2 separate regions of the Homo sapiens genome follow, and region 1 is linked to region 2. The links are chromatin loops, found by intact Hi-C in ENCODE. Cell type or tissue: PC-9. All regions are shown on one strand. Each heading gives the region's core, and the rest is flanking DNA. Links, peaks and the distances in the headings are about the cores only.

The links. Peaks named below come from ENCODE experiments on the same cell type or tissue, not always from the same donor. Only the 100,000 strongest peaks of a DNase experiment are listed, where the experiment ranks them.
Region 1: it touches region 2 in a loop (8-fold over the local background); 1 of 110 quality-filtered maps calls a loop at or near these places.

What each region holds. Positions count from the first base shown.
Region 1 is chr19:53,606,725-53,622,023 of GRCh38, forward strand. It overlaps a transcript of DPRX not described here, the pseudogene LOC100422610 and the pseudogene OSTCP3. Among named protein-coding and RNA genes, the nearest start is that of DPRX, 18 kb to the right of the region's middle. RefSeq lists enhancers at 5,033-6,026, 6,027-7,021, 7,022-8,015, 12,224-12,724. In PC-9, for the core only: no CTCF peak of the experiment used is centred there; a DNase peak (open chromatin) is centred at 6,177; H3K4me3 peaks cover 892 bases; H3K27ac peaks cover 1,680 bases.
Region 2 is chr19:53,539,199-53,554,497 of GRCh38, forward strand. It overlaps ZNF331 (zinc finger protein 331), which reads left to right. Exons shown (of 6, transcript NM_001079906.2): 2 at 18-84. Among named protein-coding and RNA genes, the nearest start is that of ZNF331, 8.7 kb to the left of the region's middle. RefSeq lists enhancers at 14,646-14,695, 14,766-14,965. In PC-9, for the core only: no CTCF peak of the experiment used is centred there; a DNase peak (open chromatin) is centred at 6,123; H3K27ac peaks cover 2,140 bases.

The sequences.
Region 1 (15,299 bases), core at 3,076-11,075, 68 kb after region 2:
CTGCGGGACAGGTATATGCACCGGGCGGTGAGGGTGGAGGGCTTCTTCTCCTGCAGGACAGGTATACGCACTGGGCCAGGAAAATGCACGGAAGTGAAGGTACAAAACCCTCTTCCCTCTTCCCCATCTGAGAACAGGGTAGCCTTTAATGAAACCTGTGCCCAGCGGCAGCCCAAACAGTGCCCAAACCCCCGATGAGACAGAATGACCGTGTTACCTGTGGTGGCAATGCCATCAAAACCCACAAATGCAAAGAAACACGTGGCCGCTCCATGGAGAATCACGCCAAAGCCAAAAGGCACAAACCCTCCAGAGCCCAGGGAGCCCGAGCTACGGGGACAGAAGGAACAAGAAACATTGGTAAGGTGTGCAGCCGTCTTTCTGGGACGACTCAGTTAACTCCAACTGCTCAGTTAATTCCACAAGCCCGGGGCCCCCACTGCCATCCCCACTCCCCATCATCTGGCTCCGTCAACCCAGATTCCCCCTATTCCCACAATAGTCCAGGTTCTGCACCCCAGGCCCCACTCCTGTGTCCAAGAGGGCACCTCTGGCCAGTTGCAATGGCTCACGCCTATAATCCCAGCACTTTGGGAGGCTGAGTCAGGTGGATCACTTGAGCCCAGAGGTTGAGACCAGCCTGGGCAACATGGCAAAACCCCATCTCTACAAAAATTTAAAAACTTAGCTAGGTGTGGTGGTGCACACCTCTAGTCCTAGCTACTCTAGATGATTGCTTGAGCCTGGGAGGTAGAGGCTGCAGTGAGCCATGATCGTGCTACTGCACTCCAGCCTGAGGGACAGAGCAAGACCCTGTTTCAAAAAATAAAAATAAGTTTTAGGCTGGGAGCAGTGAGTGGTTCACACCTGTAATCCCAGCACTTTGAGAGGCCAAGGTGGGCAGATCACCTGAGGTCAGGAGTTTGAGACCAGCCTGGCCAACATGGTGAAACCCCGTCTCTACCAAAAAAAAAAAAAAACCAAATTGGCCGGGTGTGGTGGCACGCACCTGTAATCCCAGGTGGCTGAAGCAGGAGAATCGCTTGAACCCGGGAGGCAGAGGTTGCAGTGAGCTGAAATTGTGCGACCGAAATTTGGCCTGGGCGACAGAGTGAGACTCCATCTCAAAAAATAAAAATAAAGGTAAATTTGAAAATAAAAAAACAGGCCAGGCACAGTGGGTCACACCTGAAATCCTAGCACTTTGGGAGTCAGAGGTGGACAGATCAATGGAGGTCAGGAGTTCGAGACCAGCCTGGCCAACGTGGTAAAACCCCATCTCTATTAAAAATACAAAAATTAGCCGAGCATGGTGGCAGGTACCTGTAATCCCAGCTACTCGGAGGCTGAGGCAGGAGAATCGCTTGAACCCGGGAGGCAGAGGTTGCATGAGCCGAGATCGTGCCACTGCACTCCAGCCTGGGTGACAGAGTGAGACTCCATCTCAAAAAAAAAAAGTAAATAAATAAATAAATAAAAATAAATAAAAATTAAAATTAAAATTAAAAAATAAAAAAAAATAAAATAAACCTGTGCCCTCACCTGTGGGTGTCGTTGGACCACCCCAGCTCGGCCCATTTGTAGTCGGCGTCTGTGAGCTGCCAGTTGTGCAGATCTCCCTTGATGAAGCCGGAGAAGATGACGCAGCTCAGAACCAAAAGGTTCACACCTGTGAAGACTTTGGAACCCCAGGCTGACTCCCGAGCTCCCAGAGCCAGCAGTCCTGTGGGAAACATGGAATATCCAGAATAAATAAACCCACAGAGACAGAAGGCAGATCCGTGGTTGCCAGGAGCCAAAGGGAATGGGGAACGACCGCCTAAAGGGTGCAGGGTTTCCCGCAGGGGTGATGAAAACGTTTCCCAATTAGATGGAAGTGGCAGCTGCACAATGCCGTGGATGTACTAAATGCCACTGAACTGCATGCTTTCAAATGGTTCATTTCAGGCCAGGCGCAGTGGCTCACGCCTGTAATCCCAGCACTCTGGGAGGCTGAGGCGGGCGGATCACGAGGTAAGGAGATTGAGACCATCCTGGCTAACATGGTGAAACCCTGTATCTACTAAAAATACACAGAAAAATTAGCCGGGCATGGTGGCGGGCGCCTGTAGTCCCAGCTACTCGGGAGGCTGAGGCAGGAGAATGGTGTGAAGCTGGGAGGCAGAGGTTGCAGTGAGCCAAGATCGCGCCACTGCACTCCAGCCTGGGCGGACAGAGTGAGACTCCGTCAAAAAAAAAAAAAAAAAAAAAGGAAAGAAAAGAAAGAAAGAGAAAGAAAGAAAGAAAGCGAGAAAGAAAAGAAAGACCTTACAATTCATTTGGAAACAAAAAGAGCTCAAATAGCAAAAGGAATCCTGAACAAAAAGAATAAAGCTGGAGACATCATGTTACCTGACTTCAAAACATATCAGAAGGCTCTGGTAACCAAAACAACATGGTATTGGTATAAAAACAGACATATGGCTGGGTATTGTGGCTCACACCTGTAATCCCAGCACTTTGGGAGGCCAAGAGGGGCAGATCCCTTGAGCTCAGGAGTTCAAGACCAGCCTGGGCAACATGGTGAAACCCCATCTCTACAAAAAATACAAAAATTAGCTGCGCATGGTGGCAGGCGCCTATAATCGGAGCTACCCAGGAGGCTGAGGCAGGAGAAGCGCTTGAACCTGAAGACTGAGGCTGCTGTGAGCCAAGACCACACCACTGTACTTTAGCCTGGGCGACAGAGCGAGACTCGGTCTCAAAAAAAAAAAAAAAAAAAAAAAAAAAAAAACAACCAAACCAGAAACAAAAAAAACCCCAAACATATAGAGCAATGGTACAGTATAGAAAATCCAGAAATAAATCCACGTGTGTACCGGCTGGCCACCGTGGCTCACTCCTGTAATCCCAGCACTTTGAAAGGCCGAAGTGGGCAGATCACCTGAGATCAGGGGTTCTAGACCAGCCTGACCAACATGGCAAAACCCCGTCTCTACTAAAAATCCAAAAATTGGCTGGGCATAATCCCAGCACTTTGGGAGGCCAAGGCGGGCAGGTCACCTGAAGTCAGGAGTTTGGGACCAGCCTGGCCAACATGGTGAAACCCTGTCTCTACTAAAAATACAAAAATTAGCTGGACGTGGTGGCACACACCTATAGTCCCAGGTACTTGGGAGGCTGAGGAAGGAGAATTGCTTGAACCCGGGAGGTGGAGGTTGTGGTGGGCTGACATCATGCCACTGCACTCCAGCCTGGGCAACAGAGCAAGACTCCATCTCAAAAAATAAAAATAAAAATAAGCCAGGGGTGGTGCCCACACCTGTAATCCCAGCTACTTGGGAGGCTGAGTGAGGAGAATCACTTGAACCTGGGAGGCAGAGGTTGCCGTGAGCCGAGATTGGGCCACTGCACTCCAGCCTGGGTGACAAGAGCAAAACTGTGTCTCAAAAAAAAAAAAAAAAATTAGGCGGGTGTGGTGGCATTTATGCCTGTAATCCCAGCTACTCAGGAGGCTGAGCCAGGAGAATTGCTTGAAACTGGGTGGCAGAGGTTGCAGTGAGCAGAGATCACACCATTGCACTCCAGCCTGGGCGACAGAGCAAGACTCTGTCTCGAAAAAAGAAAAAAGAAGAAGGAAAAAGAAATGATCCATGGGTGAGGGGTTGGATATCCTAGATGCCGTGACATGATGATCATTACCTACTCCATTCATGTATCAAAATATCACGTGCCCCATTAATATGTACAATTATTATGTATCAAATAAGAAAAAAGTTCCCTTCATTGGCTGTTTTAATTTTATACCACCCTAAGTGAAATATTGCCACTTAGAAAGCTTAGCTGCAGGTTTAGTAAATTATAGTGAAGAAACACACCTGAAGCTGGAGCTCTGCCGGGGGCAGGTGCAAGGGCTGATGTGGAGTCCCAGCTTGTCCAACCAGCGGCCCATAGGCTGCCTGCAGCTCAGGATGGCTTTGAATGTGGTCCCACACAAATTCAGAAACTTTCTTAAAACATTACGAGTTTGTTTGTGATTCTGGGTTTTTTTCAGCCCATCAGCTATCGTTAGTGTATTTTATGTGTACCCGGAGACAATTCTTCTTCTTCCAATGTGGCCCAGGGAAGCCAAAAGATTGGACACCACTGATTGTAGACAAATAAGGAGGCCACCTTCAGACAGAGCACTGTACGCTGTTTTGTTCTTGTTTTTCTTTGAGATGGAGTCTCGCTCTGTCTCCCAGGCTGGAGTGCAGTGGGACCATCTCGGCTCAATGAAACCTCCGCCTCCCAGGTTCAAACGATTCTCCTCCCTCAGCCTCCAAGTAGCTGGGATTACAGGCAACCAACACCATGCCTGACCAATTTTTGTATTTTTAGTAGAGACAAGGTTTCACCATGTTGGCCAGGCTGGTCTCAAACTCCTGACCTCAGGTGATCCAACTGCCTCGGCCTCTGAAAGCACTGGGATTACAGGCGCGAGCCACAGAGCCCAGCCACAAAGTGACCTTCTAAAAAAAACAAAAAATCCTTTTTGCAAGACAAAAAGTGCTCTCATGATAATTTTTTTAAATTTTTTTTTGAGACATGGTCTCGCTGTGTCACTCAGGCTGGAGTGCAGCAGGCTCAAGGCATCCTCCCACTTGAGCCTCCTGAGTAGCTGGGACTATAGTCCCACATTACCACACCCAGATAATTTTTGTATTTTTGGTACAGATGGGGTTTTGCCATGTTGCCTACACTGGTCTTGGACTCCTGGGCTGAAGTGATCCACCCGCCTCAGCCTCCCAAAGTTCTGGGATTATAGGCACGAGCCTCCGCGCCTGGCCCTAATATTTATGGTGGAAATAAGGAGATGATTGCGGTACGATTTCATGCCTTCCACAGTTTATTGACATAAAAAGAGATTTTTAAAAAAAACATTGACAATGCTTAAGGAGGAGAAGAATAACACGAACACACTTCATAGAATGCACTCTGTAGGCAAAGTACGTTAACCGAATAGTGAGTGAGTTCCAAATTTTTAAAGTCCTGTTGCTCACAGGATGGAGGAAGGACTATGTGAAAAGTAAAGTCTAATTCAAATTTGAGGTGAACTGGCTGGGCGCAGTGGCTCACGCCTGGAATCCCAGCACTCTGGAAGGCCGAGGCAGGTGGATCACCTGAGGTCAGGAGTTTGAGACCAGCCTGACCAATATGGTGAAAACCCGTCTCTGTTAAAAATACAAAAATTAGCCGGGCATGGTGGTGGGCGCCTGTAATCCCAGCTACTCGGGAGGCTGAGACAGGAGAATTGCTTGAATCCGGGAGGTGGAGGTTGCCGTGAGCCGAGATCGTGCCACTGCACTCTAGCCTGGGTGACAGAGCGAGACTCCACCTCAAAAAAAAAAGTAAGCTGGGTGGTGCAGTGGCTCACGCCTGTAAAACACTAACACATTGGGGGGCCAAGGCAGGAGAATCGCTTGAGCCCAGGAATTCAAGACCAGCCTGAGAAACATAGGAAGACCCCATCTCTACAAAAAATTTAAAAATGAGTGGGCATGGTGGCATACACCTGTAGTCCCAGCTAGTTAGGAGGCTGAGACAGGAGGGTGGCTTGAACCCAGGAGGTTGAGGTTGCAGTGAGCTATGATCCTACCACTGCCTGGACAACAGAGTGAAACCGGTCTCAAAAACAAAACACAAAAAAGCAGACAGCAGCATAGAAATAGGATTGGACGTGGCCGGGTGCAGTGGCTCACGCCTGTAATCCCAGCTCTTTGGGAGGCCGAGGCAGGTGGATCACTTGAGGTCAGGCGTTCGAGACCAGCCTGGCCAACATGGTGAAACCTCGTCTCTATGAAAAATACAAAAATTAGCCGGCCATGCTGGCAGGCGCCTGTAATCCTAGCTAATTGGGAGGCCGGGACAGGAGAATGGCTTGAACCCGGGAGGCGGAGGTTGCAGTGAGCTGAGATTGTGCCACGGCATTCCAGCCTGGGCAACAGAGTGAGACTCGGTCTCAAAAAGAAAAAAAGAAAAAAAAGACCCCCTCTCTATGTTAAAGAATATTTTTAAAAAAGGAAGAAAGAAAAGAAATAGGATTGGACAAAATGGATCTGATCTAAAGGTCATAGACTGCAGGGGTCGGGCGGACGGGGAACCCAGCAAACCTGTCTCTCTGCATTCCTCCTGGCCTCTCTGAGCAGCCTTCCCTCCTGCTGGGCAGAGGGCAGAAGCCTCTCTGGAATGAGGGTCATAGACCTAAAACCAAACAAGATAGGACAGGAATTCCTTTATGGTCAGTGTTTACAGGGAAGATGGAGGGAAAATTAGAGTCAGAGATTTTAGGTTTTATGGCAGGATTTGGGGAAAAGGGATTCTGGTGTCTATGGCTCACTTTGGGAAAGACAGTTTCTAGTTTCTATGGCTAGCCTTGGGGGAGAAGGAGGGTCAGGAAGAAACTTCCGCTTCTGAAGCTGCTTCGGAAGCCTTTGTTTTGAGGTTATCGGTTTCTGAGCCCCAATATTAGCCTGCCACAGTCTAAGCTTTCAAAGCGCCTGTCAAACTCTTGTGGATCTATGTATTTCAAAGACCAAAATCAACAGCTCACATATGGGGTCCAAGAGGAGGGGGGAGGTCACTGCACGTTGTCACGTGTGAGATCTTTGTTGTTGTTGTTGAGATGGAATCTCGCTCTGTCACCCAGGCTGGAGTGCAGTGGCACCATCTCAGCTCGACTGTAACCTTCACCTCCCAGGTTCTAGCAATTATCCTGCCTCAGCCTCCCAAGTATCTGGAATTACGGGTGCGTGCCATCATGCCCCGCTAATTTTTTTTTTTTTTTTGTATTTTTAGTAGAGACGGGGGTTTCACCATGTTGGCCAGGCCAGTCTCAAACTCCTGACCCCAAGGGATCTGCCCACCTCGGCCTCCCAAAGTGCTGGGACTACAGGCATGAGCCACCGCGCCTGGCCTCTTGTGAGATCTGATAAGAAGTCACGCACTAGAAGGAAGGGAAGAGTGTACTCCACAACCCCAAACGATGCGTTTGGAATCATTTCAAACCCACATAACAAGAGTTTCATACGGAATTGGGACAGAACATGGCCCCTAATGAGCCCCCCTAAATAATTCTCAAGGACCACTTCTCCAATGACGAAGGAGATTGAGGATTTTTTTTTCCTACGTTTATTGGCCGTGTGGATATTTTGCCTTTGTAAAATATGTGTCCAAGCCTTTTGCCCATTTCTCCAGTGGGTAGTATTTCCTTTGTTTTTTTTTTTTGAGACAAAGTCTCACTCTGTTGCCCAGGCTGGAGTGCAGTGGCCTGATCTCGGCTCACTGCAAACCCTGCCTCCTGGGTTCATGCCAGTCTTCTGCCTCAGCCTCCCAAGTGCTGGGACTACAGGTGCACACCACCACGCCCTGCTAATTTTTTGTATTTTTAGTAGAGATGGGGTTTCACCATGTTAGCTAGGATGGTCTCAATTTCCTGACCTCGTAATCTGCCCGCCTCGGCCTCCCAAAGTGCTGGGATTACAGGCGTGAGCCACTGCACCTGGCCTAAAAGAATCTTTAAATTGTCCATGAGCGATGGTGCGTGCCTGTGGTCCCAGCTACTTGGAGGCTGAGAAGGAAGGATCCCTTGAGCCTGGGAGTTTGAGGCAGCAATGAGCTATGCTCTTACCACTGCACTCCAGCCTGGGTGAAAGAGGAAGAAGACCCTTAATAGGCGGACCACGGTGGCTCACGCCTGTAATCTCAATACTTTCAGAGGCCTAGGTGGAAGAATTACTTGAGACCAGGAGTTCAAGACCAACCTGGGCAACATAGCGAGACCCTCATCTCTCCAAAAGTTTGAAAAAGAAAAAAAAAATTTTTAATGAAACAGAAGTCGTTAATTTTATTTTATTTTCTAAGACATCTTGTTATAGCAAAAAGTCCTTAATTTTAATATAGTCTAATTTATATATTTTCTTCATTGTAAAAATTTTTGGGTCCTATCTAGCAAATGTTAGCTTACCTCTATGTAATAAAGACATTCTTCTGTGTTGTCTTCTAAAACAAAACATTGTTTTATTTTCTGATTTTAGGTCTGCAGTTCATTTGTAGATTTTTGTGTCTAGGATTAGGTAGGGTTAAGATCATTTGTGGCCAGGCATGGTGGCTCACACCAGTAATCCTAACACTTTGGGAGGCTAAGGCAGGAGGATCTCTTGAGCCCAGGAGTTTCAGACCAGCCTGGGGAACATAGAAAGACCCTGTCTCTCTATTTTTTTTTTCAGTTAAATATATACTTTTAAAAAGATCATTTGTGGTGCTATAGTTGTGGGTGTTTAATTTGTAATTTACTTTGTTCTGTTGATCTATCTAATTTTTTTTTTAGACGGATTCTTCCTCTGTCACCCAGGCTGGAGTGCTTCAGCCTCTCAATGCCATCATGCCCAGCTAATTTTTTGGACTTGTAGTAGAGACAGAGTTTCACCATATTGACCAGGCTGGTCTCGAACTCCTGGCCTTAGGTGACCCGCCCACCTCAGCCTCCCAAAATGCTGGGATTATAGGCATGAGCTACTGTGTCCAGCCAGATCTGTCTAATTTTTTTTTTTCTTTGAGACGCAGTCTCACTCTGTCACTCAGGCTGGAGTGCAGTGGCGTGATCTTGGCTCAATGTAACCTCCACCTCCTGGGTTCAAGTGATTTTCCTACCTCAGCCTCCTGAGTAGCTGGGATTACAGGTGCGTGCCACCACGCCTGGCTAATTTTTGTATTTTTAGCAGAGACGGGGTTTTGCCATGTTGGCCAGGCTGGTCTCAAACTCCTGACTTCCAGTGATCCGCCCACCTTGGCCTCCCAAAATGCTAGGATTACAGGTGCGAGCCACTGTGCCTGGCCCAGAGCTGTCTAATTTTAAAGAATGTATGAAGATTCAGATTTAGGTTCCTGCTATTATGTTATGGGAAATCTTTTCCTAGTTTCTTCTGATTAATATAAATCCTTAATTTTATTTTTATTTATTTTTTTACTACAGTCCTCTTTTATTACTTTTTATTTTTCTTAATTTTAATATAATGAAAAGTTCGATTTTTCCTGTTATGGTTAGCATTTTTTTCTTCTGTTTAAGAGGTGTTTCCTGGCTGGGTGTGGTGGCTCACACCTGCAATCCTAGCACTTTGGGAGGCCAAGGTGGGAGGATCACTTGAACCCAGGAGTTCAAGACCAGCTTGGGCAACATAGTGAAACCCTTGTCTCCAATTTTTTTAAATTAAAAATTAAAAAAGGCGGGGCTGGGTGTGGTGGCTCACCCCTGTAATCCCAGCACTTTGGGACGCCGAGGCGGGTGGATCACCTAAGGTCAGCAGTTCGAGACCAGCCTGACCAACATGGAGAAACCCTGTCTCTACTAAAAGTACAAAATTAGCTGGGCGTGGTGGTGCATGTCTGTAATCCCAGCTATTCGGGAGGCTGAGGCAGGAGAATCGCTTGAATCCAGGAGGCGGAGGTTGCAGTGACCCGAGATTGCGCCATTGCACTCCAGCCTGGGCAACAAGAGTGAAACTCTGTCTCAAAAAAAATAAATAAATAAAAAATAAAATAAAAAAGAAGTGTTTCCCTAGCGTGAAGACATGAAGCTCTTCTGTAAACTTCATTGTTCTGCCTTTACAATTCAATCTACAACCCACTAGAATTAATCTTCCGTATATATAGCATGGGGTGGAGGTCAAACACCTTTTTTCCATATGGATGTTCAGCTGTCCCAGTGTCATTTATTTAAAAGACTGTACTGGACCTGGCATGGTGGCTCACGCCTGTAATCCCAGCACTTTGGGAGGCTGAGGCGGGTGGATCACTTGAGGTCAGGAGTTCGAGACCAGCCTAACCAACATGGCAAAACCCCATCTCTGCTAAAAATACAAAATTAGCCAGGTTTGGTGGTGCATGCCTGTAATTCCGGCTACTTGGGAAACTGAGGCGGGAGAATCCCTTGAACCTCATAGGCAGAGGTTGCAATGAGCCAAGATCGCACCATTGCATTCCAGCCTGGGCAACAAGAGCGAAACTCTGTCTCAAAAAATAAGAAAAAATAGAGGCCGAGAATGGCCCTTGCTGCCACCAACATGGAGACTTTGTACCGTGTCCCGTTCTTAGCGCTTGAATGTCCCAACCTGAAGCTGAAGAAGCCGCCCTGGCTGCACATGCCGTTGGCCATGACTATGTATGCTCTGGTGGTGGTGTCTTACTTCCTCATCACCAGAGGAATCGTTTATGATGTTACGGTTGAACCGCCAGGTGTTGGCTCTATGACTGATGAACAAGGGCATCAGAGGCCAGTAGCTTTCTTGGCCTACAGAGTAAGTGGACAATATTATTATGGAAGGACTTGGATCCAGCTTCCTGTTTACAATGGGAGGTTTAGGTTTCATAATCCTGGACCGATCGAATGCACCAAATATCCCAAAACTCAATAGATTTCTTCTTCTATTCGTTGGATTCGTCTGTGTCCTATTGAGTTTTTTTCACGGCTAGAGTATTCGTGAGAATGAAACTACCGGGCTCTCTGATGGGTTAGAGTGCCTTTAAGAAGAAATCAGGCTGGGTGCAGTGGCTCACGCCTGTAATCCCAGCACTTTGGGAGGCCGAGGCGAGCGGATTATCTGAGGTCAGGAGTTCGAGATCAGCCTGGGCAACATGGTAAAACCCCATCCCTACTACAAATACAAAATTAGCCAGGCGTGGTGACACATGTCTGTAATCCCAGCTACTCGGGAGGCTGAGGCAGGAGAATTGCTTGAACCCGGGAGGCAGAGGATGCGGTGAGCCGAGATCGCACCATTGCACTCCAGCCTGGACAACAAGAGTAAATCTCCGTCTCACCAAAAAAAAAAAAAAGAAAAAAAAAAAGAAATCAGTGCATACTGGATTTGCTCCTGTCAATGAAGTTTTAAAGGCTGTCCAATCCTCTAATATGAGATGTAGAAAAGAAGGAAGAGCAGCAGTAAAAGAAATATCTAGTGAAAAACCAGGAAGTGTATTGAAGCTTGGACTAGAATTTCTTCTTTATTAAAGAGACAAATTTATCACAGTATTTTCTTTTCCTGCTGACCACATTGCTATACCAATGATGATGAGTGGCATTTTCTTCTTAGTTTTTTATTTCTTTAAGAAAATACAAGCCAGGCGCGGTGGCTCACTTCTGTAGTCCCAGCACTTTGGGAGGCCAAGGTGGGCAGATCACGAGGTCAGGAGTTCCAGACCAGCCTGGCCACCATGTTGAAACCCCATCTCTACTAAAAATACAAAAATTAGCCGGGCGTGGTGGTGGCGGGGCACCTGTAATCCCAGCTACTTGGAAGGCTGAGGCAGGAGAATCACGTGAACCTGGGAGGCGGAGGCTGCAGTGAGCCTAGATCGCTGCCACTGCACTCCAGCCTGGGCGACAGAGCGAGACTCTGTTTCAAAAAAAAAAAAAGAAAGAAAGAAAGAAAAGAAAATATACTGCATACCTACAACTATAATAGCAAATATAGTGATTATTTTTTACAACCCCCTTAACACTTTTTGGAGATGACATTTCTGACTTTCAGAAATTAACATAAAATCAAGAAGCAAGATTCCATGAGCTGAGAACTCTGGACAGCTGGTCAGCTTTACCTACGGAGCTTTGGCTTTAACTAGAGTGTGTGATGGTAGATTATTTCAGATAGGTATGTAAGACTGCTGCCTGAACAATAACATGTATGAAAGGAACAGAAATAAATACTAATTAAAAAACAAAATAAGAAAAAATAAAAAATAAACACTACTATGGACATGGTAGCTCATGCCTGTAATCCTAGCACTTTGGGATGCCAAGGTGGGTGGATCGCTTGAACCAAGGAGTTCAAGGAGTTGGGAGACCAGTCTGGGCAACATAGCAAGACCCCATCTCTAAAAAAAAAAAAAAAAAAAGAGTACTAAAGACTCAGAGATAGAAAAATGGAAATTATTCATATTGTCTCCAGATTTTTTTTTTTTTGGACGGAGACTTGCTCTGTCACCCAGGCTGGAGTGCAGTGGCACTATCTTGGCTCACTGCAACCTCCACCTCCCAGGTTCAAGCAATTCTCCTGCCTCAGCCTCCCAAGTAGCTGGGATTACAGGCATACGCCACCAAACCCGGCTAATTTTGTACTTTTAGCAGAGACAGGGTTTTGCCATGTTTGTCAGGCTGGTCTTGAACCCCTGACCTCAGGTGATCCACCCGCCTCGGCCTCCCAAAGTGCTGGGATTACAGGTGTGAGCCACCGCGCCCAGCCAGTAGTCTTTTATCCTTGTAACAGATTAATCTTTTCTAGGGAAATGGAGACCTTTCATTTTCATGTCCTTTTTACATCCCTGTTGATTGTATCTCTGCCTCCATTCTGTTGATCGGAATGACACTAACTTAATTTGGGTTCTCTAAAGCAGACACTGATACAAAGGCTTCAGTTCCAGAGGTTTATTTAGAATGTGATCCTAAACCAAGAGGGAGGTAGCAGGGAGAGTAAGACAGGAAAGGATGGGGAGCCAACACCTTATCTAAGGACATGTTGAGGCCAGGCGTGGTGGCTCATGCCTGTAATCCCAGCACTTTGGGAATCCGAGGCGAGCAGATCACAAGGTCGGGAGTTTGAGACCAGCCTGGCCAACATAGTGAAACTCTGTCTCTACTAAAAATGCAGAAAACAGGCCGGGTGCGGTGGCTCACGCCTGTAATCCTAGCACTTTGTGAGGCCGAGACGGGCGGATCACCTGAGGTTGGGAGTTAGAGACCAGCCTGAGCAACATGGAGAAACCCTGTCTCTACTAAAAATACAAAAATTAGCCTTGCGTGGTGGTGCATGCTTGTAATCCCAGCTACTTGGGAGGCTGAGGCAGGAGAATCACTTGAACCTGGGAGGCGGAGGTTGCGATGAGCCGAGATCGTGCCATTGCACTCCAGCCTGGGCGACAAGAGTGAAACTTCATCTCAAAAAAAAAAAAAACAAAAAACAGAAAAAATTAGCTGGGCCTGGTGGCAGACGCCTGTGGTCCTAGCTACTCAGGAGGCAAAGGCAGGAGAATTGCTTGAACCTGGGAGGTGGAGATTGCAGTGAGCCGAGATCATGCCACTGCACTCCAGCCTGGGTGACAGAGTGAGACTCTATCTCAAAAAAAAAAAAAAAAAAGGATAAGTTGCTGAAGTCTGTGAAGTGGACAATGAGGGCTTGATTCCTTTGAAGCCTGTTGAAGACTGTTTACGCTTCCTCTTATCATCCCCTGCCTCATCCCCTGTCACAGAGATGAAAGACTGGGACATTTCTGTGCCAAATTTCATCCCACATTGGGTGAGGCTTTCCCTGAGACATGTTGACTTCCTGCAGTTCAAAGCTACTTTCTTCTTTAGACAGGGTCTCGCTCTGTCCCCCAGGCTAGAGTGCTATAGCGTGATCTCGCCTCACTGCAAGCTCCGCCTCCCGGGTTCAAGCCATTCTCCTGCCTCAGCCTCCCCAGTAGCTGGGACTACAGGCACCTGCCACCTTGCCCGGCTGTTTTTTTGTATTTTTAGTAGAGACAGGGTTTCACCATGTTAGCCAGGATGGTCTCGATCTCCTGACCTCATGATCCGCCCACCTTGGCCTCCCAAAGTGCTGACATTACAGGTGTGAGCCACCGTACCCGGCCTATTTTCTTCTTTAGACAGGGTCTTCCTCTGTCCCCTAGGCTGGAGTGCAGTGGTGTGATCTTGGCTCACTGCAACCTCTGCCCCCTGGGTTCAAGAGATTCTCCTGCCTCAGCCTCCTGAGCAGCTGGGATTACAGACATGCGTCACTATGCCCGGCTAATTTTTTGCATTTTTTGGTAGAGATGGGGTTTCACCATGTTGGTCAGGCTGGTCTCGAACTCCTGGCCTCAAGTGATCTGTCTGCCTTGGCCTCCCAAAGTGCTGGGATTACAGGTGTGAGCCACCCCGCCCGGGGCAAAGCTATTTTCCATTTTAAATTTTTTGTTATTGTTGTTTTGAGACCAAGTCTCACTCTGTTGCCCAGGCTGGAGTGCAGTGGCATGATCTCTAAATTTTGTATTTTTAGTAGAGACGGGTTTTCACCTTGTTGCCCAGGCTGGTCTCGAATTCCTGACCTCAGGTGATCCACTTGCCTCAGCCGCCCAAAGTGCTGGGATTACAGGCGTGGGCCACCATGCCCAGCCTGCCAAAGCTATTTTCTATGGGATAAATGACAGCAGAAAGGACCCCAGAGCAAAATACTACAAAGATGTATGGCACGTGCATGAGGTGAGAGTATGGTAGAATCAAGTGAGTCTCTGCTTTCATGAGACTGAACAGTGAGGCTCAGGTTAAAATTAGAGGTGTACAAGAGAGTATGATATGGACATCTGCTACTGAACAATCCTTGTGCTTCTTGAAAATGCTCATTTCCATATTTTTTATTTTTTATTTTTTTTCAGATACAAGGTCTCACTGTGTCACCCAGGCTAGATTGCAGGGGCACAATTAAGGTTCACTAAAGTCCCAACCCCCCGGGTTCAAGCAATCCTCCTGCCTCAGCCTCTGGAGTAGCTGGGACTGCAGTTGCATGCCACAGTGCCCGGCTAATTTTTTTATTTTTTGTAGAGGCAAGGGCTTGCTCTGTTGCCCAGATTGGTCTTGAACTCCTGGCCTCAAATGATCCTCCCACCCGTGCCTCCCAAAGTGCTGGGATTACAGGCATAAGCCACTGCACCCAGCCTCATTTCTATATGTAAGTTCATTTAGTCATTAAGTCTTGAAGCAAAGATCCAGCCACGATCTATATAAAATTTTCAATACAGGCCAGGCATGGTGGCTCACGTCTATAATCCCGGCACTTTGGGAGGCTGAGGCAGACTGATCACTTTAGGTCAGGAGTTCCAGACCAGCCTGGCCAACATGGTGAAACGCTAATACAAAAAATTAGCTGGGCATGGTGGTCAGCACCTGTAATCCCAGCTGCTAGGGAGGTTGAGGCAGGAGAATCGGTTGAACCTGGAGGTAGAGGTTGCAGTAAGTCAAGATCACGCCACTGCACTCCACCCTGGGAAACAGAGCAAGACTCTGTTCCAAAAAAAAACAAAAGGCAATCTTTCCTAGAAAAAAATAGTTTCTGCACATTCTTAGGCACGCATTTGTAGGCTGCTATAGCTATTTAAAATTTTCAATACAATATGTTTACCAGAGCAAACTACAATCCTCATTGTTATGTGGGCCCCAAACCATTACTGATACTCATCTGTTTCCCCCACGTCGTCTACATTTCCTCATGGTGGGCCAGTACTTCATTTTTTGTAACTCATTTGCCTGC
Region 2 (15,299 bases), core at 2,964-10,963:
GGTTCTGTTTTCCCCAGGCCAGCATCCTTCAGAAAAAGCATCCCCGAGGAGGAAGACGAATCGTTAAACATCTGAAAGGGTCAGGTGAGTATCCTTTTTTTTTTATATTAAATGATATGTGTTTATAAGACTTAAGACCAAACATTAAAGGTAGATGACCAAGATTTGAGTCCTGTTTCTGCCTCTTAGCTTTTTGAGCCTTCTGAAGATAGGCTTGTGAGGAGGGTGAAATGCATTAACACGCATAAAACCCATAGACGCGCACCCCTGAGTGGGAGTGCACAGTGAGTGCTGCTGTTTTGTGCTAAGTCTGGATGTCTGTACATCAGGAGCAACGTACATATGAAGGTAACTGGGATGGGTGTTTGCAGGTTCACAAAATGAACCACAGCCTCAAATGGCCTAGAACTGTTATCCTTAACCTGAGGGCCTGCCTTTAACTCCACTTACAACTTTCCAAGGGACATTCTGTGTATATTTACTGTATGTGATTATCAGTGTTAGTGTATCTGTCCCCCACCACCACCACCCTAAGGAGATACTCTGTAATTTCATGGCATTAAGAAGGATGGACATGCCCCAAAGACATTTAGACCCATTGGTCTACAATCGAAGGCTGTGTACCTTGACCACAATTATTGTTCAGGATGGTGGAAATGGTTAAGTAATTATACCACGTTCATTTCATGGAATACTCTGCAGCTACAAAGAAGTAAGTTTAGTTATAACCGTAAGAAAGAAAAATGCACCTGACATAATATTAAACACTACTAATAGTTATTAACAATAGTAAATGAAGGAAATGCTTCAGTTGCCTACAAATTCCATTGAATAAGATTTTTGTAAATACCTTATCCAACATGACATTTTAGTATATTATTTAGGATTATTCATGAATCCTTCAAAAGAGAGGAGCCTGGCCACATTTATTGAGCGCATTTTTGTACCATACTCTATTGTGTTTTGCACACACTCCTTAATTTATTCTTACCTTAGTCTGTAACAAAGTACCATAGACCGGTGGCTGAAACCACAAACATTTATTGCTCACAGTTCTGGAGGCTGGAAGTCTGAGAAGAGGGTACCAGCATGGTCAGGTTCTGATGAGGGCCCTTTTCCAGGTTGGAGACTGTCACCATCTTGCTGTGTCCTCTCACGGAGGACATGTGTGTGCTTGGAGGCTCTTTGGCAGAGCTCTAGGAGGTGTGTGTGCTTGGAGGCTCTAGGAGATAGTCTTTTTTTTTCTGTAATTGAGATGGAGGCTTGCTCTGTTGCCCATGCTGGAGCGCAGTGGCACAATCTTGGCTCACTGCAACCTCCACCTCCCAGATTCAAGTGATTCTCCCGCCTCAGCCTCCCGAGTAGCTGGGATTACAGGCACATGTCACCATCCGCAGCTAATTTTTGTATTTTTAGTGGAAACAGGGTTTCTCCTTGTTGATCAGGCTGGTCTCGAACTCCTGACCTCAGGTGATTAATTAGCCGGCCTCAGCCTCCCAAAGTGCGGGATTACAGGTGTGAGCCACCGAGCCTGCCCTGTGGGAGGTATTTTATGTCCTTGCTTTTGCTGGCTTCTAGACACTGCCCCACATGCCTTGGTTTGTGACCCCTTCTTCCATCATCAAAGCTGCAAAGACAGGCCAAGTCCCTTTTCCATCACGTCACTCTGACCCTACTTCTTTCTGTTCATCTCACCCTCTTCTCATTTTGAGGACCCTGGTGATTACATTAGGCCCGCTGAGGTAACTCAGGATAATCTTCCCTATTTTAGTGTCAGCCCATTAGCAATTTTAGTCCGCCTGCAACCTTAATTCCCCTTTGCCATGTAAGGTAATATCATCATAGGTGCCAGCATTACCATATTGACATGTTTGAGAGAGGCAACGAGAGAACAATAATCATATTTCTTTTCTTTTTTTTTTTTTTGAGACAGAGTTTCGCTCTTGTTGCCCAGGCTGGAGTGCAATGGCGTGATCTCAGCTCGCCGTAACCTCTGCCTCCTGGGTTCAAGCAATTCCTGCCTCAGTCTCCTGAGTAGCTTGGATTACAGGCATGCGCCACCACACCCAGCTAATTTTGTATTTTTAGTAGAGACGGGGTTTCTCTTTTGTTGGTCAGGCTGGTCTCGAGCTCCCGACCTCAGGTGCTCTGCCTGCCTCGGCCTCCCAAAGTGCTGGGATTACAGGCGTGAGCCACCGTGCCCGGCCTATATTTCTTCTTTTATGTGTTTTTGTTTTGTTTTGTTTTGTTTTTTCCTTATAGACAAGGTTGTGTTCTGTTGCCCATGCTGGAGTGCAGTGGGTTGATAATAGTTCACAGCAGCCTCAATCTCCTGGGCTAAAGTGGTCTTCCCACCTCGGCCTCTCAAGTACCTGGGATTACAGGCACCAGCCACTGTACCCTGCTCCTATCTTGTTATATTTCTTATAATAGGATTAATGCAGGCCTGCTGGGGGCAAAGAAAGAAACAGTCCCTAAGGAGCCCTTAAAGAAGAATCTCCAAATTACCCATAATTGTACCATCCAGAGATAATCACTGATGAACATTTTAAATGGCCAGCACTTTGGGAGGCCAAAGCGGGATGATCACTTGAGGCCAGGAGTCTGAGACCAGCCTGGGCAACAGTGAGACTCCATCTCTACTAAAATAAAAAATTGAAAAAGATTAGCCAGGCATGGTGATGCATACCTATAGTTTCAGCTACTCAGAAGGCTGCTGTGGGAGGATCACTTGGGCTTAGGGGTTCCAGGCTGCAGTGAGCCATTGCACTCTAGCCTGGGCAACAAAGGGAGACAGTGTCTCAAAAAAAAAAACAAGAAAAAAACATCTGAAATGGTATTTATGTTTCTAGGCCTCTTCTTTGCCTCTAAGCATGTGTGTGTTTTGTTTTTGGAGTATTGAATCTTGCTAATTCATCATAAATGAGTCAGAGACTCCAAATCTTAATTTATAAAAGGAATCCAACCCAGCCATGAGTCGCATTACACCTGTGTGTGTGTTGGGAGGGGAAGGGCTATGCCAGTGATCTTTGCCTTGTTTTGAAATATCTCACATATTTCTACCTTGTAGGATTAGAAATCCATCATCTGAATCTAACCTATGGTAACAAATTTTCAAGAAAGACAGCCTTTTAGAATTAGATTATAGAATGTTAATGTTCCTTTCCCAGGACATCACAATAATCACCCATGAACACTAATCACTGGGTGCCTTGCAGATACGGACTTTCCATGTGACATTAGCAAGATTATTTGTACAAGTAACAAATATGGGCTGTATAAGTAACATTTCCAAGATAGAAAAAGAATTAGATGACAGTATCTCATATGTATCTCCCTTATCCCGTGGAACACAAAATTCAGCCTCTTGCTAATGTTCTCAACTTGGCATCTTCTCAGATTAGAGTCATTAAATTAGATTTTCTTATGCAGAACAATGTCTCTGTCCCCCTAGTTGCTGATGGAAAGGGAACATTTCCTCGTTATATTTCTTAGAATCTCTTTTGCTAATGTATTCATTTTGTTAAACAAAATGAATTTCATTCTTAACATCAGACTCTGAATGTTATTTTTGGTTAATATTGATTACGCAGACAGCGGGTTCAAGGAAGGCACTTTTGTTTTTCTTGAGACAGAGTTTCGCTCTGGTTGCCTAGGCTGGAGTGCAATGGCGCAATCGCGGCTCACCGCAACCTCTGCCTCCCGGGTTCAAGCGATTCTCCTGCTTCAGCCTCTTAAGTAGCTGAGATTACAGGCAAGTGCCACCACGCCCAGCTAATTTTGTATTTTTAGTAGAGACAGGGTTTTTCCATGTTGGTCAGGCTGGTCTTGAACTCCCGACCTCAGGTGATCCACCTGCCTCAGCCTCCGAAAGTGCTGGGATTACAGGCATGAGCCACCGCGCCCAGTGGCACATTTTACCATTAGAAAAAAAAGGAGGGGGCCAGGCATGGTGGCTCACACCTGTAATCCAAAGCACTTTGGCAGGCTGTGAGGCAGGAGGATCGCTTGAGCCCACAAGTTCAAGACCAACCTGGGCAACATGGTGAGACCCTGTCTCTATTATGAATTTTTTTATTTTTTTGAGACGGAGTCTCGCCCTGTCTCCCAGGCTGGAGTGTAATGGTGCAATCTTGGTTCACTGAACCTCCACCTTCCAGTTCAAGCAATCCTCCTGCCTCAACCTCCTGAGTAGCTGGGATTACAAGCGCGCACCACCATGCCCAGCTAGTTTTTTGTATCTTTAGTAGAGACGGGGTTTCACCACGTTGGCCAGGCTGGTCTCAAACTCCTGACCTCGTGATCCGATCCGCCTGCCTTGGCCTCCCAAAGTGCTGGGATTACAGGCATGAGCCACCACGCCCAGCCTTATTATGAATTTTTTAAAAATAAAAACTATAAAAAGAAAAACTTTTTTTAAAGAAAAAAAGCAAGGAGATTGGCCGACATGAGTTGGTCTTCAATAATAACAGGTAACTTCTATTACACAAATGTCACATATTATTGAGTGTTTTACATAGATTATCATACTTGCCAGTTGTAACAATCATACCATGTAGTACTTTTATTACATTTTATCAGTGACGAAACAGACACTATGAGGCTAACTGCCAGGGTTCAGATTCACATCTCTAAAGTCAGACCACACAACCTGTATTCTTAATTTCATCAAAACATCTCTGCCCAAATTATATACACCTTTTTAATCTACCTTCTTCACTTGGTAATTCATCATAAAAATTTTCTCAAGCCAGACGCGGTGGCTCATGGCTGTAATCCCAGCACTTTGGGAGGTCGAGGTGGGCAGATCACAAGGTCAGGAGATCGAGACCGTCCTGGCCACCATGGTGAAATCCCATCTCTACTAAAAATACAAAAATTGGCTGGGCGTGGTGGCATGCACCTGTAGTCCCAGCTACTCGGGAGGCTGAGGCAGGAGAATCGCTTGAACCCGGGAGGCGGAGGTTGCAGTGAGTTGAGATCACGCCACTGCACTCCAGCTTGGCCAGAGCAAGACTCCGTCTCAAAAAAAAAAAAAAATTCTCAATAAGAATCGATATTATTAGGCCGGGTGTGGTGGCTCATGCCTGTAATCCCAGCACTTTGGGAGGCCAAGGTGGGCGGATCACGAGGTCAGGAGATGGAGACCATCCTGGCTAACACGGTGAAACCCCATCTCTACTAAAAATACAAAAAATTAGCCGGGCGAGGTAGTGGGCACCTGTAGTCCCAGCTACTCGGGAGGCTGAGGCAGGAGAATGGCGTGAACCCAGGAGACAGAGCTTGCAGTGAGCCGAGATCACGCCACTGCACTCCAGCCTGGGCGACAGAGCAAGACTCCGTCTCAAAAAAAAAAAAAAAGAATCAATATTGTTAGTATTCCATGCCATCATATAGCAGACCATAATTTAACCCATCCTCTACTGTGAGATACTGCTATTTTTTTCGTTGTTGAAACTGTATTCTCTGGAAATCATAGATAAGATCAAGGAGGGAATCTGTGTCACTATCCTGGCTGTGATACTGTACTGCAGTTTTGTTTTTCTTTTTTTTGAGACGGAGTCTTTCTCTGTCACCCAGGCTGGAGTGCAGTGGCACAATCTCAGCTCACTGCAACCTCCACCTTCTGGGTTCAAGCAATTCTCCTGCCTCAGCCTCCTGAGTAGCGGGGATTACAGGCTCCCACCACCATAGCCAGCTAATTTTTGTATTTTTAGTAGAGACGGGGTTTCACCATGTTGGCCAGGCTGGTGTCGAATTTGTGATCTGCCTGCCTTGGCCTCCAAAAGTGCTGGGATTACAGGCATGAGCCACCATGCCCGGCCTGTACTGTAGTTTTATAAGGTATCACTACTGGTGTAAGTCAGGTTAAGGGTGCACTGGATCTCTCTGTATTATTATTTACAACTACATGTGAATCTACAGTTATCTCAGTTTTTTAGAAAAATAACTTACCTAGAAAAAAATTTTTCTTGATCGCTCTTTCACATACATTTATGTACTTCTGTTTTCTTGTCTTTCTAACTGTTTCCTCCTCCTGGACCCATAAATTCCACATGTGGAATTTTGAGTCAAAATTAGATGTTTGTTAAGGGCCCGCACTATGCCACACCCTGTGACGTTAGTACTTGGAATGAGAGCGTGACTAACGGGGCATAACTGCTGCCTGCACATTGTTTACAATCCAGCAAGCAAGGGGCACCGAACAGCAGCTCGGGCAGCCTGTGCTGTGGCCTGCAGAGAATTCCAGGTGACGCCCCAGAGGGCCTAGGAGAGGATACCCTTCTGAGAACAGCCGTGGCTCGCCCGGCATCACCCCACTCAAGAGGCCAGACGGGGTCCCAGCTGGGGTGACACAGCGCCAGTCACATCCACTCATGGACACTCAGTAGGCCACACTCCCGATCACCCAGCCACAGTCCTAGATCAGTCACTGACTCACAGTCTGCCACTTGTATTTCCATTGTCTCTGGGCTTCCTCTGCCTTCACCTTCCAACAGTGTGGTACCTGCCTGAGAGCAGCGGCCCCCAGTGGGACATGAGAGCCAGGACCCTGTCATTAACTGAACCAACACAAAGGGCACAGCCATTGTCATAGATAAGTGTTCAAGCCGGACGTGTTCTCCGTACCGGCTCCTGTGTCACAGTAACGGGAAGCCTCAGGAGTGGGAGTCCTTGTGGAGGGAGAGGTGACTAACTTGGTAGGTGAGTGTCGGGAGCATCACGTGTTCTAGAATCCAGTAAATACACGTTAGTCCCCAAGAACTCTGAAACTCACAAATGCCAGTGTCCTCTCCATTCGGATTGGTTTCGGCTGTGGCCTGGGGACAGGCGTGCCCTGGAGGGTATTTGCTAATGCAGCCTGTGCTCCAGAAAGACCCTAGGTTCTCATTCTTCCTTTCCCCTAGGCTGGCATCCTTCAGAAAAAGCATCCTGAGGGGGAAAAAAAAAAAAAAAAAAAAATTATTATTTAGGTTGGTGCAAAAGTAATTGCGGTTTTTGCCATTATGTCTAATGTCAATTGCTTTTGCACTGACCTAATATTATATATCTGAAAGTCGGCTCTCCACATGAGTTACCTTTTTTGTTCATTAAATGATTTGTGTTTATATGACTTAGGACTCTTTACTCTTTATGGCCCCAAATATCCTCCCTAATAGCAATTTATCCCAGTAATTCCTCCCCAGGGGATGTGGCAAGGGCCAGGCAGGTATATTCCTCTCTGTACCCCCTGGTTGACCAGCCCTCTCCTTTGAGTATCCACAAACCCATTTGTCAAATTGTTGACATCCTGCTGTGTGCTCTGGTTTTCTAAGATCTGATGGTATAGAAAAATCCCCCCTAAAAAAAAAAAAAACAACTCCCTCCTAGAGGTTCATGTTAGCGCGCTTTATTTTACAGTGTGCTTGGGTAAGGAGGGGATTCGTTTTTAGGTGGAGTCAAACACAGATATCTTTGGTCTTTTCCATGGGACTGATTTTTAGAGCACAAGAAAAGAGAAAGTTAGTTTGTTTAGTCTGTACCTGGCAAAGTTGTCAGTTTTGTGAGGCCTTTAAGAGCGGAGTTTGAGCTAATTTCTGTGTCATCAAAGGCAGAGATGTTTTTCAATATGCAGTAAATCGAAATTTGTTCTATTCACTTGGACTTCTTTGGGCGGACAGCTTCTGTTTTTCTTCAGTTCCCCGTTTGTGTGAACTGTGAGAAACCATATGGTTTAATGTTGAGTATGAGTTCTGGATCTAGGGCAGAGGTTGGCAGCTGTCTTCAATGGCAATTTGTGTATGTTTATGGTCTACAGAGGCTTTGATCTGTGTTTATACTGCAGATTAAATCAAGCTGATTAACATATCCCTCCCTCAACTCACTGATAATCATATTTGCAATGAGAACATTTAAATCTAGTCTCTTGGCATATTCAATATTATTCATTATATTTAGTCACCATGCTAGACAATAAATCTCCAGAAATTATTCCCACTTTATCTCCTTTAATCTTCTCATTCCCCATCACCCTCCCAGGCCCTGACGACCACCTCTCTTCTTCTGTGAGTTGGATTTTTTTTACACTCCACATGTAATGACATCATGCAGGATTTGTCTGTCTAGCTTATTTCACTTAGTACAATGTCCTCCAGATTTACCCATGTTGTCACAATAACAGGATTTCCTTCTTTATAAAGGCTGGATGGCATTGCATTGTGTTATCTCTACCACACTTTCTTTATTAATTCCTGATGAGTATGTAGGTTGATTCCTTATCTTGGCTACTGTGAATAATGCTACTGCAGTGAACACGGGAGCACAGGTATCGCCATGACATACTAATTTCATTTTCTTTGGATATATACCCAGAGTGGGATTGCTGCGTCATCTGATAGTTTTAGTTTTTTCAGGCATCTCCACGGTGTTTTCCATCATGGCTAATTTACATTCTAACCAACAGTGTATAAGGGTCCTCTTTTCCTCACAGCCTTGCCAACATGTTATTTTTTTTGTTTGTTTTTTAATAAAAGCCATTCTTACATGTATGAGGTGATATCTCATTGTGGTTTAACTTTTTGTTGCCCTGAATAATAGTAGTGATCCTGAGCAATTTTTCACAGACCTATAGCAATTTGTATGTGTTCTATCAAGAAATGGCTGTTCAAGTTTTCTGCCCATTTATTATCAGGGTTGTTTGGTTTTTTGCTGTTAAGTTGTTTGAGTTCTATGTTTTGTCATTTTTGTTTGTTTTTTTTTGTTTGTTTTCTAGACAGGGTCTTGCTCTGTCATCCAGGCTGGAGTGCAGTGGTGCAATGACAGTTCACTGCATCCTCCACCTCCTGGACCCAAGCAATCCTCCTACCTCAGCCTCCCAAGTAGCTGGGACTACAGGCACATGCCATCATGCCCGGCTAATTTTTCTTTTCTTTTCTTTTCTTTTTTTTTGAGATGGAGTCTCCCTCTGTCACCCAGGCTGGAGTGCAGTGGCGTGATCTCGGCTCACTGCAACCTCCGCCTCCCGGGTTCAAGCGATTCTCCTGCCTCAGCCTCCGAGTAGCTGGGATTACAGGCGCGTGCCACCACGCCCGGCTAATTTTTTTTTTGTATTTTTAGTAGAGACAGGGTTTCACCCTGTTAGCCAGGATGGTCTCGATCTCCTGACCTCATGATCCACTTGCCTCAGCCTCCCAAAGTGCTGGGATTACAGGTGTGAGCCACGGTGCCCGGCCAATGCCCGACTAATTTTTCAATTTTTTGTAGATATGGGGTCTCACCATGTTGCCCAGGCTGATCTTAAACTCCTGGGCTCAAGCAGTCCTCCCATCTCGGCCTTCCAAAGTTCTGGGATTACAGGTGTGAGCCACCATGCCAAGCCCTATTTTGGATATTAACCCCTTATCAGATATATGGTTTGAAATAGTCTCTCCCAATCCATAGGCTACCTTTTCATTTTGTTTCCTTTGCTGTGTGGGAGATTTTTAGTTTGATGTAGTCCCATTTGCTTATTTTTGCTTTTGTAGGATGATCTGGTGTGATAGCTAAAAACTCATTGCCAAGGGCGATGTGAAGGAGAATTTTCCCTATGTATTCTCCCAGTAGTTTTACAGTTTCTGGTCTTACTTTTTATGTCTTTAATCCATTTTGACTTCATTTTTCTTTTTTTCTTTTTCTTCTTTTTTTTTTTGAGACCAAGTCTCACTCTGTCACCCAGGCTGGAGTGCAGTGGCACGATCTCGGCTCACTGCAACCTCCACCTCCCAGGTTCAAGTGATTTCTCCTCCCTCAGCCTCCTCAGTAGCTGAGATTACAGGCTCCTGCCACCACACCTGGCTAATTTTTGTATTTTTAGTAGAGACGGAGTTTCCCCATGTTGGCCAGGCAGGTCTTAAACTCCTGACCTCAGGTGAGCCACCGCACCTGGCCTCATTTTTCTCTATGAAGTAAAATAAGGGTCCAGTTGCATTCTTCTGCATGCAAATATCCAGTTTTCCCAACAGCATTTATTTAAGAGATCGTCCTTTCCCCATTGTGTGATGTTGGCACCTTTGTCAAAGATCAGTTGACCATGAGTTTGGATTTGTTTCTGAGCTCTGTTCTTCCATTGTGTGTGTTTTCATGCCAGTATTATAACCGTAATAGGTCCGTTGCCCCATGAGCACAGCATGTCAATACAGCAGGTTGCAGCAAAGAAAGACGGTTTACTGTAAGGCTGCAGAACAAGGAGGTAGGATGAAAATGAAATCCGTCCTCCCAGGGAGTTTGGAGCTAGGGTTTTTAAGGGTTTTAAAGTGTGGAAATCACTGCTTAAAGAGTGCAGTGTGGAGTCATGAGACAGGAAGATGAAGAAACTATTCTCATGCTGATTCTGTTCCTCTGTGGTTGTCTTCAGACTGCTTGGCATCAGCTATTTCACTGGAATTTGGGACCTGAGAAACATCTTGTGCAATTCTTAAAAGCCTCATGATTCTAACGTTAGAAATCCTATGTATGGGAACAGTGGGGACTCTGTCTCAAAAAAAAAAAAAAAATTTTTTTTTAAAAATCTTTTCATATTGTTTTCCAGTCTGTATTTTATTTATTTTTTGCTCTAATCTTTATTATTTCCTTCCTTCCTATCTTTAGACTCCATTTGTTCATTTTCTGGTTCCTTGAAATGTTTGTTTGAGATCTTCCTTCTTTCGTGATATAAGTATTTACTGCTATAAACTTCCGGCTTAGAACTGCCTCTCTTGCCTTCTTTAAGATTTGAGGATGTTGTGTTTACATTTACGTTTGTCTCAAAATATTTTTACAGTTTCTTCCCTGGCCCATTGGTTGTTTAGCATCATGTCGATTAATATCCACATATTTTTTGATTTACCTAAATTTCTCCCGTTATTGATTTCCAGTTTTATGCCCTTGTGGTTGGAAAAGGTCATTCATATGATGTCAGTCATTGTAAATTTCTTAAGATTTGTATCATGTCCTAACATGATCTATCCTGGAGAATGTTTCCTGTGTACTTGAGAAGAATGTACATGCTGCCGCTATTAGAGAGATGGTGCAGAATACAACTGTTAGGTCCATTTGGTCTAAAGCGTAATTCAGGTCCAATGTTTACTTGTTGATTTTCTGTCCGAATGATCTTTCCTTTGTTGAAAGTAGGATTTGAAGTCCTCTTCTGTCATTGTATTAAAATCTAACCCTCCCTTGAGATTTCTTAATGTTTGCTTTATGTATTTAAGAGCTCCAATGCTGGATGCATACATATCTATAATTAATATATCATCTTGACTGATGGACTAATTTTATTATATAATGACATTCTTTGCCTCTCTTTACAGTTTTTGATTTAAAGTCTATTTTGTCTTTTTTTTTTTTTTTTTTTTTTTTTGAGTTAGAGTCTCGCTGTATCACCCATGCTGGAATGCATTGGCCCGATCTTGGCTCACTGCAACTTCCGCCTCCCAAGTTCAAGCGATTCTCCTGCCTCAGCCTCCCGAGTACCTGGGATTACAGGCTCCTGCCACCACGCCAGGCTAATTTTTGTGTTTTTAGTAGAGATGGGGTTTTGCCATGTTGGCCATACTGGTCTCAAACTCCTGACCTCAAGTGACCTGCCCACCTTGGCCTCCCAAAGTGCTAAGATTACAGGCGTGAGCCACCATGCCTGGCCGTTAATCTTTTTTTTTTTTTTTCTTTTTTTTTGAGACAGAGTCTTGCTCTGTCACCCAGTCTGGAGTGCAAGGTGCAATCTCGGCCCAACCTCCGCCTCCCGGGTTCAAGCTCTTCTCCTACCTCAGCCTCCTGAGTAGTGTGCACCACTATGCCTAGCTAATTATTGTATTTTTTAGTAGAGATGGGGTTTCACCATGTTGGTCAGGCTGGTGTCGAACTCCTGACTTCGTGATCCACCCACCTTGGCCTCCCAAAGTGCTGGGATTACAGGCTTGAGCCACTGCGCCTGGCCAATCATTTTTTAAAATTAGGACTCCCTTAACTTTCACTCCTTATAACGGGATTAATGCAGGCCAACTGCAAAAAAATTCAGTCCTCTAAGGAGTTCATAAAGAAGAATCTCAAAATTAATTACCCATAATTCCATCTAGAGATAATTACTGTTAATCATATTTGGTATATATGTTTATAGTCCTCCACTTCCCCTCTAAACATGTATGTGCTTTTGTTTCTGGAACATTAAATCCTTCTAATTGATAAAGTAAATGAATCAAAGACTTTCCAAATGGTAGTTTGTGAAAGGCATCCAGCCCAGCCACGGGTCACGTTATACCTGTGAGCATGTGGGGATGGGAGGGGTGTGCCAGTGATCTTTGTCTTGTTTTGGAAAACCTCTCATATATTTACACCTTATAGGAGTAGAGACACATCATCTGAAACTAATCCCATGGCAACAAATTATCAAAAAATATAGTGCACCCTTGGAATGAGTTCTGCATCTGTGGATTCAGCCACAGATCAAAAATATCCTTGGGAAAAAAAATAGGAGGTTTGCATCCTATTTTACAGATGCTAACATCTGTATTGAACATGTACAGACTTTTCTTCTCATTATTCTAAACCATACAGTATGAAAATTATTAGCATAGCATATAAGATAATTTATAAAGAATCTAGAATCTAAAATGTACAGGAGGATGTGGATAGGTTATATGCAGATACTATACCACTTTGTATAAGAGTCTGAAGCATTCGAGGATTTTGATATTCAGGGGGGTTCTGGAACAAATCTGGATACTGAGGGATGGCTCTACAGCCTTTCAGAATTAAATTTTCTATGATTTTAATGGTTCTTTCAAAGACCATGACAGTAATCACTGACGCCTGTTGCCTTACAAATCTGCTTGTACAAGTAACATTTCCATGATTATATGTACAAGTAAAAAATACCCACTATACAAATAACAAATCCAAGATCAGTGAAATTGAGTACGATGACAATTAAAATGGTTTGCATAAATGTCCTATAACACATGGAACACATGATTCATCCTCTTGCTAATGTTCCCAGTTTGGCATCTTCTAAGATCATATTATTTGAGCACAATTTTTGATGCAGAATCATCTCTCTGTTCCCCTACTCGCTTGTGAGAGGGAACATTTCCTCCTTATGTGTCTTAGAATATTTTTACCTAACATGCTTAAACAAAACAAATTTCATTCTTAACATCAGGCTCTGAAAGTTCCTTTTAGTTAGCATTTGCTATATTGACAGCTGGTTTGACAAGTACATATTTTAGCATAAGAAAAAAACAGCAGGCCGGGTGCAGTGGCCCTTGCTTGTAATCCCAGCACTTTGGGAGGCCAAGGAGGCAGATTGCTTGAGCTCAGGAGATCAAGGCCAGCCTGGGCAGCATAGCAAGACCCCGTCTCTACCAAAAAAAAAAGAAAAAAAATTACAAAAACTAGCCAGATGTGGTGGCGTGCACCTGTAGTCCCAGCTCTTGGGAGGCTAAGGTGGGAGGATGACTTGAGCCTAGGAGGCAGAGGTTGCAGTGTGGTTGAGATTGCACTACTGCTCTCCAGCCTGGGTGACAAAGCGAGACCCTGTTTCAAAAAAATTAAAAACAGCAGATGAGTTTCTTTTTTAAAACTGGATTCAGGATCAGTGTAATGTTACTGATCTTCAATAGTAACCACAAACTTAAAAAATCTTTACATATTGCCGTATGTATTAGATATTCTGATATTTAATAGCTGAGACAGTCATACCTTATAGTATTATTATCCCAATTTTACTAGTGAGGAAACAAGCAGTTAATAACTGTTAGAGCTCAGATTCACATTCTGAAAGTTATAGAAATTAAGAACATAGAGCCTATGTTCTTAATTTCACCAAAATATCTCCTCCCAAATTATACATACCCTTTCAAACCTACCTTCCTCTCTTAGTAATTAATGATACCGTCTTTCAATTTACATGAATCAGTATCACTATTAGTAAATGTATTTTATGCCATTATATAACAGACTAATTTATTTATTCTGTACTCTACTGTGATATTTTCCTCTATCTTCTGCAAGATTTTCATTTTTAAAAATTACTGTCTTGGCTGGGTGCAGTGGCTCATGCCTGTAATCCTGGCCTAGGCAACAAGAGTGAAACTCCATCTCAAAAAAAAAAAAAAAAAATTAGTGTCTTGAAATTTGCATAACATCAATGGATGATGTCATTGTGAATGTCCTGGCGGTGATATTATACTGTATACTATAATCACCAATTGGTGTAACCAGGTGAAAGATACATAGGCTTTCTCAGTATTATGTGTACAACTACCTAAGAATCTACGGTTGTATCAATTTAAAAGAAAAACTTTCCCACACAAGATAATCTCCAAACATCTTGGGCATACATGTGTGTACTACTCTAGCTATTTCCTTGGGATAAATTCTAAAAAGTGGGATTTTGAGTCAAAATGAGACTGTGGTTAAGTAGTACCTGCAACATCCTGTAGACCCTGTGACATTAGTACTTGGAATGAGAGCGGGACTAACTGGGCATAACTGCTGCCTGTACATTGTTTACAATCCAGCAAGCAAGGGACACCGAATAGCACCTCGGGCAGCCTGTGCTGGCGGCCTGCAGAGAATTCCAGGTGATGCTCCAGAGGGGCTAGGAGAGGATACCCTTCTGATGACAGCCATGGCTCACCCGGCATCACCCCACTCAGAGGCCAGACGGGCTCCCAGCTGGGGTGACACAGCCCCTCTCCCAGCCGGGAACGGGCGTCTGCAGGGAGCAAGATGGACTCAGTGTGGGGCTGCCTGCCTGGAACGCGCCCTGAGGCCCCTGCCTGGGACCGGCCCAGACTACGTTTCCCAGAGGCCCCCCAGGAACTTAAGGCGCTGCATGCTGGGACACGGGGCTTGGGGCTCTGGTTTCCCCAGACATCGCCCTCCTCAAGCCTCTCACCCCTTCCCGAAGCCCCTGTGTGTTTGGGCCTGAGTAGGGCATTCGCTTCCTAGGAGGAACCCAGGGGTGCGCGCCAAGCATGGGGGTAGGGGGACCGCCGAGTGCGCCTGTGGCTTCGGGAGAGGCCAAAGAAGGAAGGAGTGGGAAGGGCGCGCACGCGTGTCAGTGTGTGCATGTGTCAGCGTCTGTGCACGCGCACATGTGTGTCGGGGTCTGGTCGCACATGCGGATCAAGGTCTGGCCACACGCATGCGTTGGGGGTCTGTGTGCGCGTACACGTGCATGTCGCGGTCTGGGTGTACATGCGTGTCAGGATCTGTGTGCACGCACATGCGTGTCGGGCTCTGCTGCTGCCTGCGCGCTCCGGCCGCTGGGTGCGGGAGGCCCCTCCCGAGTCCGGGGTGCG